2 separate regions of the Homo sapiens genome follow, and region 1 is linked to region 2. Evidence: chromatin loops called from intact Hi-C (ENCODE). Cell type or tissue: gastrocnemius medialis. All regions are shown on one strand. Links, peaks and the distances in the headings refer to the core of each region. The heading gives the core; the rest is flanking DNA. Region 1 has its middle 81 kb from the start of MIR4290. Region 2 has its middle 24 kb from the start of MIR4290.

Region 1 (8,939 bases), core at 416-8,415, 57 kb before region 2:
TATGGATGGATGAGACATAGATTGGCATTTTCGGGTTGTTTCCAACAGAAGCGTTGGTCTAAATTACCTGGTCTGCCATTACCCAAAAATGAGAGAGTAAATAAGAAGGTTAACAAGTTTTTTTTACAGTTAATATAACGTGATTTTCTTTTTTTACTTGTGTATATTATCTACTGTTGCTCTTAATTAATTTATTAACTCTGTAAATGGTGGCTTAAGCCTCAATTTGGTGCCTTATTTCCAAATTCTCACTTCTTTTAAAAAGAAATCCCTTATGTGAAACTTCTATTAATAACTAAATTCACATTCCCTTATTTTTTTTCACCCTGCAGTTCAGAACGCTCGAGGAAACTTCTTGTTTTCAGTTTGTGTTTTTTTTCATTCCTTTCTTTTTTTCACCCTGCAGTTCAGAACACTCGAGGAAACTTCTGTTTTCAGTTTGTGTTTTTTTCCAGATTAGATTGTTTTGTTCTTCACAGTTTTTTTGTCTTTCTTTGCCCTTTCTTACTTTCCTGTTTCCTTTCCTGCAGAAAGCTTAAATAAATGGTGTGTTGGAGCTGCTTCTCTCCACACTGGGGATGAAAATATTATTTTTCATGATGTTGTTGATTCACAAAGTAGAAAGTTGCCTTGGACTTCACAAACCAAACCTGGGCAGGTCTTTGGAAACCTCCGTTCTTTTTGCTCCGTTGTCCCCTTTCTCTCAGTCTCTGCCTCTTTCTTCCCTTTCTGAAGTCATTTGTTGTTCATAGCATTAGGTTAGGAGGTCGGGTTTCTTATATTCTTATCTCACAAGAGCAAATTACTAATGGGATGTATTTTAGAACGTGGGGGAAGGGGTACTTGGACCACAAACTTTATTATGATACACTGGGCTTCTTCTGACACAGAAACTGCTGGGTCATGCTTCTAACATGCCAAAACAGAGTTTCTAACATTCGCCCCCAGGATCTGGAAAGCAGTCCTCATAAAATCAATGAGACTTGTCCTTTCCTTCTCTCTCCTCTCGGCCTAGTCAAGTCCTGTCCTGTTCAAAAAGTGCAGTCAAGACTTCCCCTGCAACCGTAAGCTTCGGGAATGTCTTAGATGCTACAGTTTCTCTGGTTCTCCTGTGTCCAGACCCTTTTGGCCCTTTGTTCTCAGAATCAATCAAGTCTGCCCTCGGCTATGCCCGGCTCTGCTCATCTCTAGTTTCCTTCAACCAACTCCTTGGTGGTCTGCACCCAGTCCTACGCTTCTCTAACCCTATGACAGGCAGCCTCTGGCTTGGCCCAGTCATCCTCAACTCCGGATGCTCATACTCCTGGGGTTCCTTCCCCACGAGGGTGGGCAGGACCTATGACTTAGCGCTAATAGAATGTGGTAAAAGGAAAGAGATGTCACATCTGCTATTAGATTATAGAAAGACTGTGACTTTCCTCTGTCTCTCCCTCTCTGCACCTACCTCTCCCCTAAAGTCTTCACAGCTCACCTGCTCTACTGAATCACACTGCCATGTTATGAGTTGCCCATGTGGAAAGGGGCTGATGTCTTTTGCCAACAGCCGTGAGAACCCGAGCACCTGCCAGCACCCACATGCGTGACCTCGGGAGCAGATCCTCCTGAGGAAAAGCCTCGAGATGACTGCAGCCTGGGCCCACACCTTGACTGTGGCCCTGTGAGCGACCCAGGGTCAGAGACACCCAGCTAAGCCACACCCAGACTCCCGACCCACAGAAATCAGGATATAATAAGTGGTTGCTGCTTTAAATCGCTAAGTCCTGGAGGCATGTTCCACCCAGCAATAGGTAACTAATACAACCTCTTGTGGAATTTTTCCTCCATCTCCTCTGGGTAGCACGTTAGAATTGTCCTGGGGCAGGAGATTGGTTAAAATACACACGTTTGACAATACCCTTAGAGGCGCCAGCTGATGAGTCTGGAGTGGTGTCTAAAAATCTGCCTTTTTAAGCAGCATCTGGGACTTCTGATGGTGGTTCAGCAGCAAGCACAGAGAAAGCCTATCTAGAATGGCTGGAACCACCGCACTCTGTTACAGTTCATTTTTGCCAAGTGGCTAGGGTAGAGAAAAGCTTCATTTATGGTCATTCAATATTTATAAAGTAATTACTAAGCAAAAGTACCATGCCACTCATCATAGATTATATTTTCCAAAGAAGTCTGCAACAATTTCTCTTGTCTCATGTGCTCTTCTGCAAGGTGACCTTGACATTCCTCATCAAGAGGTGAAGCCTCGTTCTCATCCCCTTGAATCTGGACTCGCCTCGTGACTCACTCGTGACTAACAGAATGCAGTGGAATTGGTGCTGAATGACTTTCATGGCTCAGTCAGGAAAGCCATGCTTCTGCCTGGTTCTCTGAAGACCAGGACAAGCCACAATCCATGTAGGAAGTATGATTACTTTAAGATCACCATGCCATGGGTACACACTGTAGTTGACAGCCCCAGTCCAGCTGCACCCAGCAGCCTGTGCACCTGCCAGCCATGTGAGCAAGACATCGTGCAAGGACAGCCCACCAAGCCTTTGGATGACATCTGATGGTCACCCATGAGAGGCTCTAAGCTAAAGCTTCCCAGCCAGCTCTTTTCAAATTCCTGACTCACAAATGAGCAAAATAGGCTGGGCAGGGTGGCTCACACCTGTAATCCCAGCACTTTGGGAGGCCAAGGTGGGTGGATCATTTGAGATCAGGAGTTCAAGATGAGTCTGACCAAAATGGTGAAACCCCATCTCTACTAAAAACACAAAAACTTAGCCGGACTGTAGTGGTGCGCACCTGTAATCCCAGCTACTCAGGAGGCTGAGGCAGGAGAATCGCTTGAGGCTGGGAGGCAGAGGTTGCAGTGAGCTGAGATCATGCCACTGCGCTCCTGTCTGGGTGACAGAGTGAGACCCTGTCTCAAAAAACAAACAAACAGACAAAAAACAAACAACAACAACAACAAACAGCAACAACAACAAATTAGCAAAATAAAGCTAATAAGCAGAACACTGCTTAAGCTGAAATTGCAGATTAAAAGGCACATGCTTTGCTCTCAGTTTCATGACTAAAATCATGGACAGAAATCATTACAACTGGTCCTGGAAGAGAAAGGGCTTAGCATCTGAGCTGAGGGTTGGAGGAAGAGTGCAGTTTGCCATGATCCTGGGTCTTGGGAGGCAGTCCAGGTGCAGCAACCATCCCTAAGAGCTACAGCAATTCAGCTGTAGTATAGGGTTCAAATAGTGGGTAAGGGGCTGATAAAAGTGGGGAGGCCTGTCATGGACGAAGAGCTATTATTGCATGGGGAACCTACTGTGCCAGGCTAAAAAATGGTGATTTTGTCTTGGCCCCAGTCGGTGAGTGCTGGAGATTTTGGAACATGCTTATCTGGGTGGTGTAAACACCCATTTCTTGGTGGAAGAAAAGCAATAACTCTTTGCCAATCAACTGAGTGGAAAAAGGACCACATTGCAAGCCAAGCAGTTTCTATTTAAGTCCTTGTGCTCCCTGTGACTCACCCTATAATTTTGAAGAGATTACTTAAGGCCCATGCCCTCCTTGTAAACACCTGTCACTCTTCTGGTTTGCAGAGATGCTAGGAGGCTAATGAGATCACACATATGGAATGTATGGGAGCTTCTAAAAGAAATAAACCAGATACATTCACCGTCGTATTATCATCACCCCAGCCATGTGGAAGTGTGGAAGGCAGCTTTCTAGCAGACCTAGGGGTTCTGGGCAGGGCAGAAGCCAGAAACTCAGAAATAAAGGAAAAATAAAGAAAGGTATTTGGCCCCAGAGAAAGCAGGGAGATCCAGAAAGGACTGGAGAGTGAAAGATAGCATGACACAGGATGCGCTTGGCTGTGAAGGAGACCCCTACACCTTGCTTGGAGTGAATGACGGGGAAAGCTACGCTGATGCTCACAGTCCTGGGGTTCCCTCCCCATGGGGGTGGGCAGGACTTATGGCTTAACTCTAACATAGAATACGGAAAAGGGGAAGAGAGGTCACATCTGAGAGTAGGTGATTGAAAGACTGTGACTTCCCTCTGTCTGTCCCTCTTTGCACCCACCTCTCCCATCAAGTCTTCACAGCTCACCTGCTCTACTGAATCACACTGCCATGTTGTGAGTTGCCCATGTGGAAAGGGGCTGATGTCTTTTGCTAACAGCCATAAGAACCTGAGCACCTGCCAGCAGCCACATGCGTGAACCTCAGGAGTGGATCTTCCCCAAGGCAAGTCTCAAGATGACTGCAGCCCGGGCCGACACAGAAATTCAGAAATCCAGAAAAGTGAGAGATGCTGTGAGAGAAAGATGAGGGAGGAAAGAAGGAATGGGCCAGACTCTGAGGCACAAGGCTGGAGTGTGGGAGCTGAGGAAGCGCAGCGGGGCTGGCTGTGGATAGATGGAAGTTGAAGAGGAGGGTCTTGAATGACGGGGTGCGAACCAGCCTCCCCCAAGCTCAGCAACTGGACTTTTTTGTGCAGTGTCCTACAGATTAGGAGGAGGGTTATGTCTCTTTAACAATGTGTGTGCTGCAGCAGCTTTAGAGCAATAGAGCGAAAAAAGCCCAGATGTTCTAGGAGGAGCCCGTGGTGATGATAGATTTCAGTGGGCATGTGTGAGAAGGGATCCAGGGGTATGACAGGAGCAGTTAGAACAGGCCAGGTGAGAATAATGGGCCACTGAGTAAGACAGTGGCTGTCTGGAGAGCCCTGAAGTTGTTCCTACTATACGTGGTTTCCACCACCTGCTAGACTTAAAATAGCATTTCCATGTGTCTGCACCCTGAAGACCTCCTGAGTCAGGTTACCTACCCTCCTTTGCAAAGCAAACACCCCCTAAGGAATCCCAGCATTGTCTTGTGTACCCCTGCACCAACTCTAATGCACTGGACGTGGATTGAGAAAAAGAAAAGGAACACAGACTCCTTGGGTGGGACCTGCCTTTGGGGCTGTGCCTCTGAGCATTCATCCTAGCTGGAAATCCTTTGCGCCTGTGGTGGTTGTGAGAGCACAACTCACAGGGGCTCCTGCTGTATCCTCCCACCTGCAGTCAGGGCTCCAGAGGATGCCTTTGATCTTGGGGACATGATTCTTTGATCATGTCCCCCTCCCTGCCCCACCTTTGGGGGGACCTTGCACCTCTTTCCCTCCCCAGACATTGGAGTTATTACTTATTGCTGCTACTTTTTTTCAGGAGGAATAACATGTATGACTTTCTTTATTGATTAGCTTTCAAGGGCATTTGCTAGAGAAAACAGGCTATGGGGAGAAGCAGAGGTTCCAATAGCCCACATGGTGACTGGGTTTCCTTATAGCATCTGGTACCCTTGACTGTGTTTTCTGCTGGCTTGGGTTGGTCAGGTCTGCTCTCTGGGTCTCGTCTTCCTCTGGAGTGTTTCAGATGATCTATTAGGTGTGTGAAATTCACAGACTCAGCCAAGGGCTGTAAACATTTTTATTTTATGACTCCTTACCTTTATTTAATATTTGGCTTGTAACACAAACCGATATTCATGTGCTACAACTCTTTTTGTCACCCGGGGGTCTGTTTTCCAAGCATCTAAAGGTTGAAGTATTGTAAATGTATTTTATTTATGACATTGAAAAAATCCTTGTAGGACAAAATGTTTTTTTCTATGATTTCAGCTCCTCCTTCTGAATAAATCAAGTATGTTTAGAAAGAAATAACATTAAAGCATAGGCATTTAATCAAATCAGGCAAGTCACTCAAAGCTTACCGAGTGTTGGGGTAAGTAACCTCTTTAGTGAGCTCTGTTCGGAAAAGGCTATGTTTGGGCTGCTTTTCTGGTTCCTGAATAGAAGACCCATTGAGACTATTGCAAGTCCATGTGTCATCCCTCTCAAGTCTATGCACCCACCTTAGGTTCTTACATCCATGCATAGCCAACTACAGGCTGTTCCTTTGTGCCAGGTCCCAGGCCCATGCCAGGAGTGGGAATACAGAGGGCTCACACTCCAGACAGCAGAGAGAAGCCACTATTCTACCATGAAGCTGCAGAGGACTATGGAGGCAGCAAAGGGAGAAGTGCTACCTCATCCTAGGCAGGCTGGAGAGCGCCTCCCAAGAATGACATCACAGGGGAGGGGAGGAGGAAGGGCATGCACAGAGGTGCAGAGGCAGGGAGCAGGGAACCCTCTGCAAAGCCCAGGGGGGTGGAGGGAGAGGAAGGGCCCAGCTGAGGCATGGGAGCCAGGCATGCCAGGCATTGCTACCCTGGGACTTTGGATTTTATCCTTCAGACCAGGCACTTTTTAAAATTTTTTTAAATTTTTTGAGACAGTCTCACTCTTGTCACCCAGACTGGAATGCAATGGCACGATCTCGGCTCACTGCATCTGCCTCCTGGGCTCAAGCAATTCTCCTGCCTCAGCCTCCCGAGTAGCTGGGATTATAGGCATCTGCCACCACGCTTGAGTAATTTTTGTATTCTTAGTGGAGACAAGGTTGCACCATATTGGCCAGGCTGGTCTCAAACTCCAGACCTCAGGTGATCTGCCTGCCTCAGCCTCCCAAAGTACTGGGATTACAGGCGTGAGCCACTGCGCCCAGTGCTTTAGACTGTTTTTGTTGTGTTTTTTTTTTTTTTTTTTTTTTAAGTCAGTGGAACTTTGTTTTAGGTGAAACATGAACACAAGCCCAATGTGTGAACTGGAGGCCAAGGGGCTCAGTTGGAAAGAAAGGTGGGGGTCCTCAGCCTTCCTCTTCCCCATTCACCTTTCCAAAGGTTTGAGGGTCTCCTCTGCTCTGCAGAGCATGGTCTGGAAACGCACAAGACCATGCTTCCCCTAGTGGTCAGTGGCATGTTTGACTGCGGTCGGAGCCTCAGCTTCTCCTGCCCCGTTGCCCAGTCACCATGCCTGGTCTCACCTCTTCTCCCCAGGCCTCATCCAGCTCAACTACTCATGGAGATGCAGATGCTGCTAGCTCACTCCCATTCTCCCCTCATCTTCACCATCAGAAGTGGAGGGGGTGATGCCTGGCTCATGATGGTCCTGTGCGAAAGGAGGGAGAACAAGCCCACAGTAGGCCTTCACCCAGAGGTGGCTACTATGATCACCTAGATATGCATGCCCTGAAAGCTCATGAGTGCACAGGAAGTGGAGGGATAGCCTGGCATCTTCCTGAAAAACCTACCCCTGAACACAAGGAAGATAACACAAGGCCACACCAGAGACCCCTGTGGTTCACTTTTCTTCTTTCTCTTCCTAATGAAGTAGGGCCCAGCTGCCTCCTTAAAGACTCTTCCACCTGTATCCAGTTCCATCACTTGGACAAGCCACCCTAGGACCCAGATCCCATTTTCTACTTTTGTTTGAGAACGTAGACCATCTCTGGGAGGTATGACAGTGTAGATGACATCATCTCACAAATGGAAAACCAGACCCTCAAAGGTAAATATTGCACTTGCACCCCAATAGAGAGCTGGGAGCAGAGGCCATTGTGAGGACTTGACACTCCAAGATGCTAAATGTGTCCTTGTTTTCTGCAAAACAAACAGAACACTAAGAGAAGTGAGGTTGTCTGCCTCAAATGCAAAGTTGAAATGAGTCTACTTGTATGATCTTCACGTGGACTAAAATCATCCACACAGAGGGCAGTGCAAGATTGGACACCACAGAAGAATGAACAAAAGGAAATGACTCTAAATTGCTCCAGAATGATTAGAGTTTGGTACCAGGAGAGAAAAACAAAAATCAAACAACAAAATAGGACATGGGCGTTGGAGAACCTACCGAGGGTTTTCTAGGGGAGGCTGTCAGGCTGTCTTTCCCAGAGGCTCATGGACAAGAGGACCACCTGTTAGGCAGGGATGGGCTAATAGAGAGGAGATGAAACAAGTGACCCATTGCTGCTCTGGTCTCAAGGTTGTGGCAGAAGTTCCTCCACATGGATCTCTTGTCATTTTTAGGAGAAAGCTGCTTATACATGCAAACTTACCCCAACTATGCTAAGACTTTGGTTTTATTACTAGTTCTGCTGTTCATATCTCTTTTCTGTCAGATCCCTGGGGAGGTGCAACTGCAAGCAGTGGTTGCAAAGTGACACTTACATATCTACCAGTCTGGCTCTAAAAGTCTCACCAATGAACACCTAAGGCCCTGTGCTGCTTTCATAGCTCTCTGAACACTGAGTTTTACCCAACAGTGCTTCCAACATTTGAGTAGGAAAGAGAGAAGGGTGAAAATAATTGGCTTATGAGGGTTTTCAAGGGTGAATTTTGCTGACCTGAATCATTTGGCTGCTGCATCCAGACACCTGCAGTAATGTTTTCAATATGCAAGAGCAAAGAGGAATTAGGTATGCCAGAACAGAGTCGTTTGTGTTCTTTGCAGTCTGTTCTCTGTACAATCACAAAGCATTTTTTAATGATATTTCAAAACACTTTTTCAAAGAGAGTTTAATGCAAAGCAGATTTCTTGTGTAACAAAGACAGGAAGGATACTGCTTGACAGTAGCTCTTAAATCCAAGACTACGGAGGCTATCAAAAACAATCGGCAGCAGGCCAAGAACTCAAATTTTGACAAGAGTTGTCAGATACTGTGATTTAAGGGGCAATACAAATTTGTCAAAGGTGTCATCCTTAGGTCATCAAAAATGTGTGTTGTGCTTATCTAGATTTCCCTCCAAAGGACTTGCAAAGGTTAAGAGAACAAGTGATGATGTCTGGACAGGCTTGCGATCCCAGGCACAGGTTGTAAGGAGGGCAAGTGTGAACGATGGGGCTTTGGGGATTTTCACTGATAAGATTTTACCTGAAAGGTCAGGTGAGTCTCCCTCTGTATTCAACACTCTTAGGGTGACATTTGTAGGCATAAAGACCCCATTCTTGCCGTCAAAGAGTTTACATCGAGATAGCACTGCTTTCTCTCAGAGTGCCTATGAAGCACTTAACAATCAGGGACAAAATCAAACATGAGCTGT
Region 2 (8,939 bases), core at 568-8,567:
GCTCAGTGTGAACCAGGCTCAAAGAACACTGCGTAGAGAGCTGCCCACGTTTGTTTACGCACGGTTTGTTGTGTTTCCAGAATGAAAGGAACAGGACATACAGGGTGGACAAAACCGACAGGGGCAGCTATGTCATTTCAGACGAAAACAAGCCTTTTCGGAAACATTCAAATACTAGATGATTATGGCTTTCCACGGACAATGTCTCTCTACTTCTGTCTGCAAACATCCCCAGGGACTGAAAGCATCTTGAAGCCTGCCTCCCCAGATTAGGGAGTCACTGACAGGGCAGAAGTCACATTTTGAATGTGTGTTTTATCGGCACTTCACAGAGGATGAGACAAAGGCACAGATATCTGACACTGCGGCTGTGCCTCCGTACCCCCGCTGTCAGTGACCGCCTCACCCTTCAGGATGGCCCCGTAGACTCACACACTACTGCTCCATTCTGCTTTGGTCTTGATGTTTTTGTTCTGTGTTTCATTTTCAGTGTCTTTGGCTGCTCTTGGGGTCTCCTCTTTCCCTCAGGCAGGGGCCGAAGGGCAGGCAGGGGGGTGTTGGGCCCAAGGGGGCCAGCTGGTGAGGACAGCCCCGCCTGCCCTGGTGGTCTCGCCTCTCCTCAGTGGGCTCATCACATTCACAGAGGTTCTTCGTGCCTCCCTCACTTTGTTGCCACAACAAGAAAGATTTCACTCCGTCTCTATTTTAAAGAGAGCTGGAGACATCAAGTGGCTGGCTGTGGTCACCCAGCCCCAACCCTGGGTCTCATTGGTGTAGGACCCCGTGTTTATCTTCCTGTCATTTCATCTTCCCCCTACTCCCGCCAACACCTTCTATTTAATCTTTCCCCCAGCTCTTCCTCCTTCTTGCACAACTGAGGTGCCTGTGAGGGGCTGGATGTGGGAGGTGGGTGACACCTCAAACAGTAATTTCCAGAAGCATTTTAGATGCAACCTCGGAGTCTTCAAAGGAGCACTGGGCAATTTTGCTTGGAGAGGGGGTGGAGGCGGGTAAAGGATCTCTGTATTTTCATCCCCTGGAACTGGCTGGAACTGGCTGGAACTGGCTGCCTGTTGGATGTCCCTGGAGGTGTGGCATCCTTTGCATGTCAACATCAGGATTTGGCTCTTGTCTCTGCCCCGGGCCTGACTCCCTGCTGCCAATGCCTGTGGTCTGGATGCACTTGCTGCGAATTGCCCAGGTGGCAGTGGTGGAGCAGAGTCTGCTGGGAGACACAGCAGGAAACATACAGCATCATGGGGTCCCAGGTGTGACGGCTGGGCATGGTGTATTTGTGAGAAGAGGCTCCAGACCTGGGGTCTGGGCTCTGGAGATGTGGGTGGGGCACAGGTGGCAGGAAAAGGATGGGTGAGCCCAGGTCCACCTGGCCTATGGAGGTCTTAACTTCCTAGACCTATCCAAACCTCTCTGTAGTGATAAATGCCATGGAAATGTTCTGGGGACTGCCGGGGAGTGGGATGGGAGGGTGGAGGGGGCTGTCTTCCACAGCCAAGAAGGAGACATAGTAGAGACCCTTGGATTCAGGCTTAAAGAATAACTAGGGGCATTGGCCTTCTTAGAGAGGACACAGGACTTTGTCTGACTTTGCACTTGTCTGGTGTCATTGCAAGTGGCAATTCTCAATTCTCAGTTCTCCAGTTATCCGGCGCCACCTGGGTGTCCAACAAGTTCATGCCATGAACACTGGAGGTGAAGGGCTCTGTCCTATGACTCTGCCCCACAGCAGACACCAGCCACAAGGCCCAAGGGTCATCCGGCTGTGAAATCAGGGGCTCCTATGACCTTCTCCCAGGCTTAATCCCTTGCTAGAATGAGTCACAGAATGCAGGGCAGCACTCTACTTACAATTATGGTTTTGTTATGAAAGATAAACTCAGGAGTGGCCAAATGCAAGAGAAGCATAGGAGAAGGTATTGGGGAAACAAGTGTGGAGTTTCCCTGTCCTCTCAGTGCACAGCTCCCCACTTCATGTGGATGCTTCTACCACCCTGGAAGCTCCCCAAACCCCTTTGTTTGGGGATTTTGTGGAGGTTCCATGATGTAGGTGTGATTGATACATCATTAGCCATTAGTGACTGACTCAGTCTCCAGCTGCTCCCCCCCTCTCTGGGTTGGGGATGAAGTGGCATCATGGTTGGTCTTTTTGGCCACTAGCCGCCATCCTGAAACTGTCTAGAGTTCAGCCACCCACCATCTCATTAGCACACAGAAAACAGCAAACTCCCAGGGTTCCAGGAGCTGTGTGCCAGTCTGGGATGAAAAGAGATCAGGAGGTAGATGGATGAACAGGGGCATTTTCCTGATCTATCCCCAGCACCAGGCAGAGCCCCCTTGTTGTCCTCAAAAAACAGGCTGTGAAGGCAGAGGCAAGGCTCCTCGTGGGGTTCCAGGTGTGGAGGTGCTGCAGACCACCTGCAATTCCAAGGGGGCAGATGCTGCCAGGGACATAGATCGCCCAAGAAAACCTTGGGCTACTGTTGCCTGACTGAAGGACCCTGGGTGTGAGCAGGGCTCTGCTCAGAGGGCCTTGAGCCCTCTCAGGCCATCCCTGACCACATTGCAGCCTCCACTAGCCCCGCATCAGGTTCTGGCCCTGCCCAGAGCCACCTCCCTGTGGTGGGGATGAGACATCCCAACTTCTCTCAGACCTGGGAGGCCACCCAAGGTCTCAGGTTGGGAAGGCCGCCTTAAAAGATGCTTGGCTTCCAGTTCTTAATCTTAGAGGATTTGGGGGAGGAACCAACAGTGTATTGTGTGTAGTGTGGTGTGTGTGTGTTGTGTGGTGCATGCATATAAGTGTGGCATGTAAGTATATGTGTGCTTGGTATATGCATATGGATGGATGTATATTGTGTTTATGTATGGGACACCTGGTTTGTAATATTTGTCATTGTCTGTGGTATAAATCCTCCCATGACAGCCAATGGAAAGCTAATGCCATGTCACCAAAAACAGAGTTGGAAAGGGTGTGCAGAGCCACTACCTTAAGTACGATGACGTACATATATCACCAGACAGATAAACAGACACGCAGCCTAGAGAACACTGATAATAACACAATGTGGGGGTTATTATCTTGAATTTTAATATAATTTATTTTATTGCAAATCTATTCATTTTAATTTTTAATAATGGCTGTGTGTAACAACTGGTCCCGAAATTCACAGACATTTGGCAATCGACCCCATCAAGGGGGTACGGGTTGGCCTAGACCACCCTGGATTCCTTCTCCGGCTGCGTTCTGTGGCCAATGTACTGAGCCCTGCCGGCCTCCTTCCTCAAGAAGCTGGAAATCTGGTAGGAGCTGGAGATGGTTTCACTGGGGTCCCCAGGCTCACCACCCATGGGGCTGCAGAGGGAGTGGTGGAGATACACATGGAGGCCTCCTGGCTCTGGGAGTAGCTTCACACTCATACTCGGGGAATTGTTCTAATGGCTCAGGCTTGAGGCACCACATGCAGTTTTTTTTTTTAAAGTATGGTATTAATTTATACTTGTCTGTTGTTTATCCAATAAATGGCGTTCCAAATAGCAGGGCACTAGCCTGAACGGGAGAGGAGTGTGGATTCTGTTCTAAGCATGTTACAGCATCTGCTTTCATACTCATGCATATGCACACATGCATATATGTATATCCATGTCTACCTCAGGCGTGGGCACTTGCTGACTTATCAGGCATAGCCAAAGATAAAAGGCAACACTATGCTCCATGGAGGATGAATCTCACTTGGGTAATAAAATGACAAAGAAAACTAGAGAACTAATGGCCATAAGACTCAGCCCAGCTGTGCCCCAGGAGGGAGGAGAGATTTGGGAGTGGGGTTCTGTAGGGGGGTGGGAAGGCTCTAGAGTGGGTGCTGGGGGTTACAAGCATTTTTGCCTTATAGGACTTCATTAAACTTCATGTTTGCTTTATGCAGCTTCCTGTACTTGTGGGACATTTACTGTTAAATATATACTTTCATATATATGTGCAGATATACCTCAATATATATGTATATATATGTCTGTATGTGTGTGTTGTATGTACACACACATACACAGAGACATTACAGACATGTACTCACTCTCTTTCACCTGAGTTGGCAGAAAGTTTTGTTGCTGGGCCCTGCTGAGATAACCGGTTTGCCCAGTGGCTTGCTGGCCTTGCCAGGCTGTGCTGAGCTGTTCTGCGATGGCTGGCAGGCGCTGCCTGGGCTAGAACTGGTAGTAGAGCTCCAGGTTTTAAATGGACCTAGGGGGATCAGCCCAGGGTTCCATGCAGGTTTAGCAGGTAGGGTGTAGCAGGCCACAGCTCTGAGAAGGCTCTGACCTGGCAAATGCTCACGGACTTGAGGCCTGCCCTGCCTGACAGCGGCTCTGATTTCCTGACCTGTGCACAGGAGCTGGCTGAGGGGCAGCCCCTGCAGGCTTAGAGTTTTCTGGTGAAAAGTGTTGTGGCAAAAGGAGCTTGAGCTGGTCCCCCAGTACCTCTGGGCCATGTGGGGCCTTCCCCCTCCCGAGGAGAGGGGCATGACTGAGATGTGCCCTCTGCCCCAGGGAGGCACACACCAGGGCAGGGCTAGGAGACACTCAGCCTCAGTAGCCACTTTCCAGTCAAGGGCCTGGGGTCACAGAAACCTCAGGGCTCCTTCCTGTAAGTCGGGGTGGTTCTCAGCAGCAAGCTTTCACTTTCCATGCCTGGCTGGGACAGCTGGGTATTGAGACTGAAGAGACAGCCCACCTCTCCTTCTGCCCAGAAAGTGAAAATGCCTGAGAAGGCGCTGGGAGTGACTGGGGACAGCCAGATGAAGGTCCAGTTCTGGTGTCGGGTCCCTGAGGAGGGAGCTCTGTGGACTGGCTCCGTAGCACATGCTCCTGGGGCTTGCCTGGCACCGGTGCAGGGATCAAGGTCGGAGTCCACTGGCTGCTGGGAAGGCTGGCATTGGAGTTACACTAAGGCGCTGAGCAGCGTTAGGCACTCAAAATCTATTTTAAGCCTTGTGTAAACATGCATGAGGCGAAGTCTCCCTCTCCCTGCTGCTCCTGCAGAAAGAGCTGTCCTTTGCATTGCCAACTTCTCAGGGTTCTTGTGGAGGTTAAGCAAGTGCTGTTTTGATTTTTTTCTGGAGGTGAAGTGAATTATAGCCTTGTTGTTTTAATAAGTCACAATATTTACAAGTTCATTTCTTTGAACTGTGTGTGGGGGGTTATTTTGTCTGCAATTTTGAAGGTAAATAATTTTCTGCTGTTTCACTGTCGTTTCAGCCAGATATTTTTGTTTGGTTTGGTTTTCAAAAGGAGGAGAAGGGAACTAGCTTTTATGGAAGGTCTTTGCTCTGTCCTTACCAACGCGGGAGTTGTGCTTCCATTACCTTCTTTAATCATTTTCATAAGGATTTTTGTACAAATGATGAGGAATGACGGGTGGTTTTAAATTTGTTTTTCAGAAAGAAGTAATGCATGACTCTGATTTGCGGCTGCAGGATAAATCCGAACTATTTCAGGGAGATGTCATGGAGAGCTCATCTCTCAGCATCAAAGTTGCCTCTCCTGACTTTTGAATTTTAAGTGTTCTGTGTGGAAGAAAAATGGAGACAACAAATTTCTATGCATGGATTCAAAGAATCCTCGTAATATACAGACTACATTCTCCCCAGCTTTTTATCTCTATATATTCTTTTTGTTGAGTTTCAACCACATAGGGTTGAAATTCACCTTCCCACATTACATTTTTCATCAATAGTTGAAGACCTATGTATGTAAATATCAGGAACTATCAGAACTCCCTGCAACAGGAAACCTGACCCCCAACTCCCCCGAAATGCATCATGATAAACAGTCACTTGCCAAAATAACAAATCAGCTTCCTGGAACATGCTTGCTCAAAACCAGGAGAGGAGCTTAGAGACGTCAGCTTGACTTCTGCCTCGTACGCAGGAAGGGTGACCTTCAAAGATCAAACATCGTCCCAAATCTCCCTTCATCTTGTAGTACTCCTGCTTGTCGTAGCTCCTGTTACCATCAGGTACTGGGCCAACCATCCGTCATGTCAGAAGAGAGTTGGGGACAATCCCTGGATTATTTCACCTTTGCCCTGCTGGTATAGACAATGTGTGTTATGGCTGGGTGACTTGCTGACTTTTACTCTGAGCAACAGCTTTGTCAGAGTAAACTAAAACAGAGACTTCAGAGCATAATAAAATATGACATTTTTTCTGTATAGAACTAAAGACACGGGGGAGAGAGAACAACTTAATTAAAAAGACAGTGCCCTTTCAGTGTCTTTTTTTTTTTTTTTTTTTTTTTTTTTTTGAGATGGAGTCTTGCTCCGTCGCCAGGCTGGAGTGCAGTGGCGTGATCTGGGCTCACTGCAACCTCCACCTCCCGAGTTCAAGTGATTCTCCTGCCTCAGCCTCCCAAGTAGCTGGGACTACAGGCACGTGCCACCACACCCAGCTAATTTTTTTTGTATTTTTAGTAGAGACAGGGTTTTACCGTGTTGGCCAGGATGGTCTCGATCTCTTGACTTTGTGATCTGCCCTTCTCTGCCTCCCAAAGTGCTGGGATTACAGGCGTGAGAGTTTGTATTAATAAAATAAGAGGAACAATACCAAGGAGAGTGCTTTGTAAGGATGTCAAGGCTGCCTGTTCCCTGCTCTACACAGCATGTCTCTGACAAAGCAGAGGCCACAGAAAGGGGCACCTGGTGGAGGGCCCAGGCAGCAGAGCACAGGCCCTGCAATTCTGGATGCTGGGGTGTCATTTCATGTTTTGAATTAGCTGTGAGCCTGGGGGCTGCCGCCGGGATCATTTCCAGCAGGGCGGTACCATTTAGTTCCTTCTGACAAAAGGGCCACTGCCCAAGATTTTCCGCGTCTGCATTCAAGTGGCAGATGAGACACGGATAATAATACACACTCCAAATCTTTTCAGGAATTCACAGTCTCTGTTTGCAATGTTATCCTGAATTTGATCACGACATGCACAGAACTGGTTTGAAAATTATTTTCCAGAAGCAATTCTTTAATAAAACTTTTTCATCTGAAAAGCAATCTAGCCAAAATGTCAACAGAGGTAGATAGGATAAAAAATAATTACTCTGGATCCCAAGCCAAGATGAACATACAAGTATTACCAAAGATTTGGGTGTGATATCGACCCCTTGCCCCTCTCCAGCCCCCTTGATCCTGGGATCCCTGCCTGTCTCTGTGCTTGCAGGCTTCTCCCCGGCAGGGACAGAGAATGTGAAGTGCCTAAATGCTTAGTGATTTCATTCCAGGGCACTTTCCTATCATCCTGGTTACTGATGCCAGAGGAAAGCAGGAAGGGTTGGGGGTTGGGTTTGCAGCATCTGATGGAGATTGTGGTTTGCAGATTGTGAATTGCTGTTTTGTTCTACAAAAATAATGAACATGGTAACCATAGAAACCTAGTAGAAAGGTGTCCAAGAGGCTAATCGACCCAGTCAAATGAGTGTTTCTCTATGATGACTTGTAGTGATCCTGTTAAATTGTGCAGGGTTTCTTTCTGGGGGGCAGCAGGAGCTGTGACAAAATGCATTTATTATGCCATCCTCACGTGTCAGACTGACAACGACTGCTGTGTTGTTGCTACGAGATGGCTGCATAACAGCACCCACAGCTGCAGGACCATTGCAACTGCTTACTTGCAACAGGTGCTGTGTTTTAGGCCCCAGACCCCAGAACTTGGATTGACAGAGGGGCCAGCTGCTTAATTTTTGGCTGGCTGTTTTTCATCTGTGGAGTGGTGCCCCTCTGAAGAGACCAGAGCATGTGAAACTCTATCCTCATGCAAAGAACACTGTCCTAATTTTTCTTTTGCTGGAGGCCGCAAGTGCCAGAGAGAAGGATAAGAAAGGCTTTGGGCCACTTGCCCCAGCTTGAAGGCCACGATGCCAAACCAACCCGGGCAGTGCCTGGAGTGTCAGGAATTTACAAGCAAAGAGTCCAAGTGCTGAGCACGTTTGACTAGTAAGGGTGTCTTTACCCCAGCTGGCAGAGTTTGGGTAAAAAAAAAAAAAAGAAACACAAAATGGCAAACAGCTCTTTGCTTTTTGGGCTTAACTTTGCATAGCAGAGTGCATTAGCTTAAAATGTCAACAGTGACCATTGCCAGATAGATGTACTTCCCAAGAAAAATACTGGGGGCAGTTTCTATTCTGGGAGAAACTTTTGGTGAACAAAAACCTCATTCCAGCGCTACTCACCACTATATTTAAGTCAAAGCGGGGGGGAAGTTTTAATAGCAAAAAGGCCCATTTAACATTTCAGCTGACTCGAAGCCCAGATTCTCCGGCAAGGTCTTTGGTGCTGGTGGTGGTCCGGACTCATGGGAGGACGCTGGGGCTTCTTCACAAGGGATTGTTCATGCCATTCAAGGATGATGCCAAAATATATATTCTCCTTTTTCAAATGTAAAATGGACACGAACTTTTGGAAAACCAGGAAAACAAACAAAAGTAATTAAGTAAAAATATGCATAATTGATATATAATCTCCCCATCGAAAACTGATGATTCTACCTATTTTTAGATGTAGTCTTTTCCCAGGGGGAAGATTTAGGGGTTCAGAAGAACTTTCTGGAAGCTGGGTCCCCATCTGAGTTGTAGTGACAACCAGGGTCAGAAGGAGAGAGGGCAGCTTAGCTGGACATTTCACAGGCAGCAGGATAAGGCCGTGCATGTGCTGCTGCAAGAGCATGCTTTGATCAAAGGAGTCTAGGAAAGCCACCATGAGTGCCTGCCTGGGAGGGACAGCTCATCCCAAGGGGACTGGAACCTCCGTGCCTCCATCTCTCCCAGATCTCACCCTTCCCCTTGGGAGCTCAATAGCTTTCTGAGTTCCATCAGAAACATGCTGTCTCCCCCAGCAAGGCAATCGGGTGCGCGTTTTGTGAGGTGAGGACTGGGAGGGGAG

The links. Peaks named below come from ENCODE experiments on the same cell type or tissue, not always from the same donor. Only the 100,000 strongest peaks of a DNase experiment are listed, where the experiment ranks them.
Region 1: a loop joins it to region 2, with 2.4 times the contacts of the local background. A loop is called at or near these places in 8 of 110 quality-filtered maps.

Annotation. Positions count from the first base shown.
Region 1 is chr9:89,938,521-89,947,459 of GRCh38, forward strand. No RefSeq gene overlaps it. Among named protein-coding and RNA genes, the nearest start is that of MIR4290, 81 kb to the right of the region's middle. In gastrocnemius medialis, for the core only: no CTCF peak of the experiment used is centred there; a DNase peak (open chromatin) is centred at 3,490; H3K27ac peaks cover 986 bases.
Region 2 is chr9:89,995,191-90,004,129 of GRCh38, forward strand. No RefSeq gene overlaps it. Among named protein-coding and RNA genes, the nearest start is that of MIR4290, 24 kb to the right of the region's middle. RefSeq lists enhancers at 4,285-4,454, 4,495-4,564, 4,575-4,624, 4,675-4,764. In gastrocnemius medialis, for the core only: no CTCF peak of the experiment used is centred there; DNase peaks (open chromatin) are centred at 1,121 and 4,971; H3K4me3 peaks cover 519 bases; H3K27ac peaks cover 4,406 bases.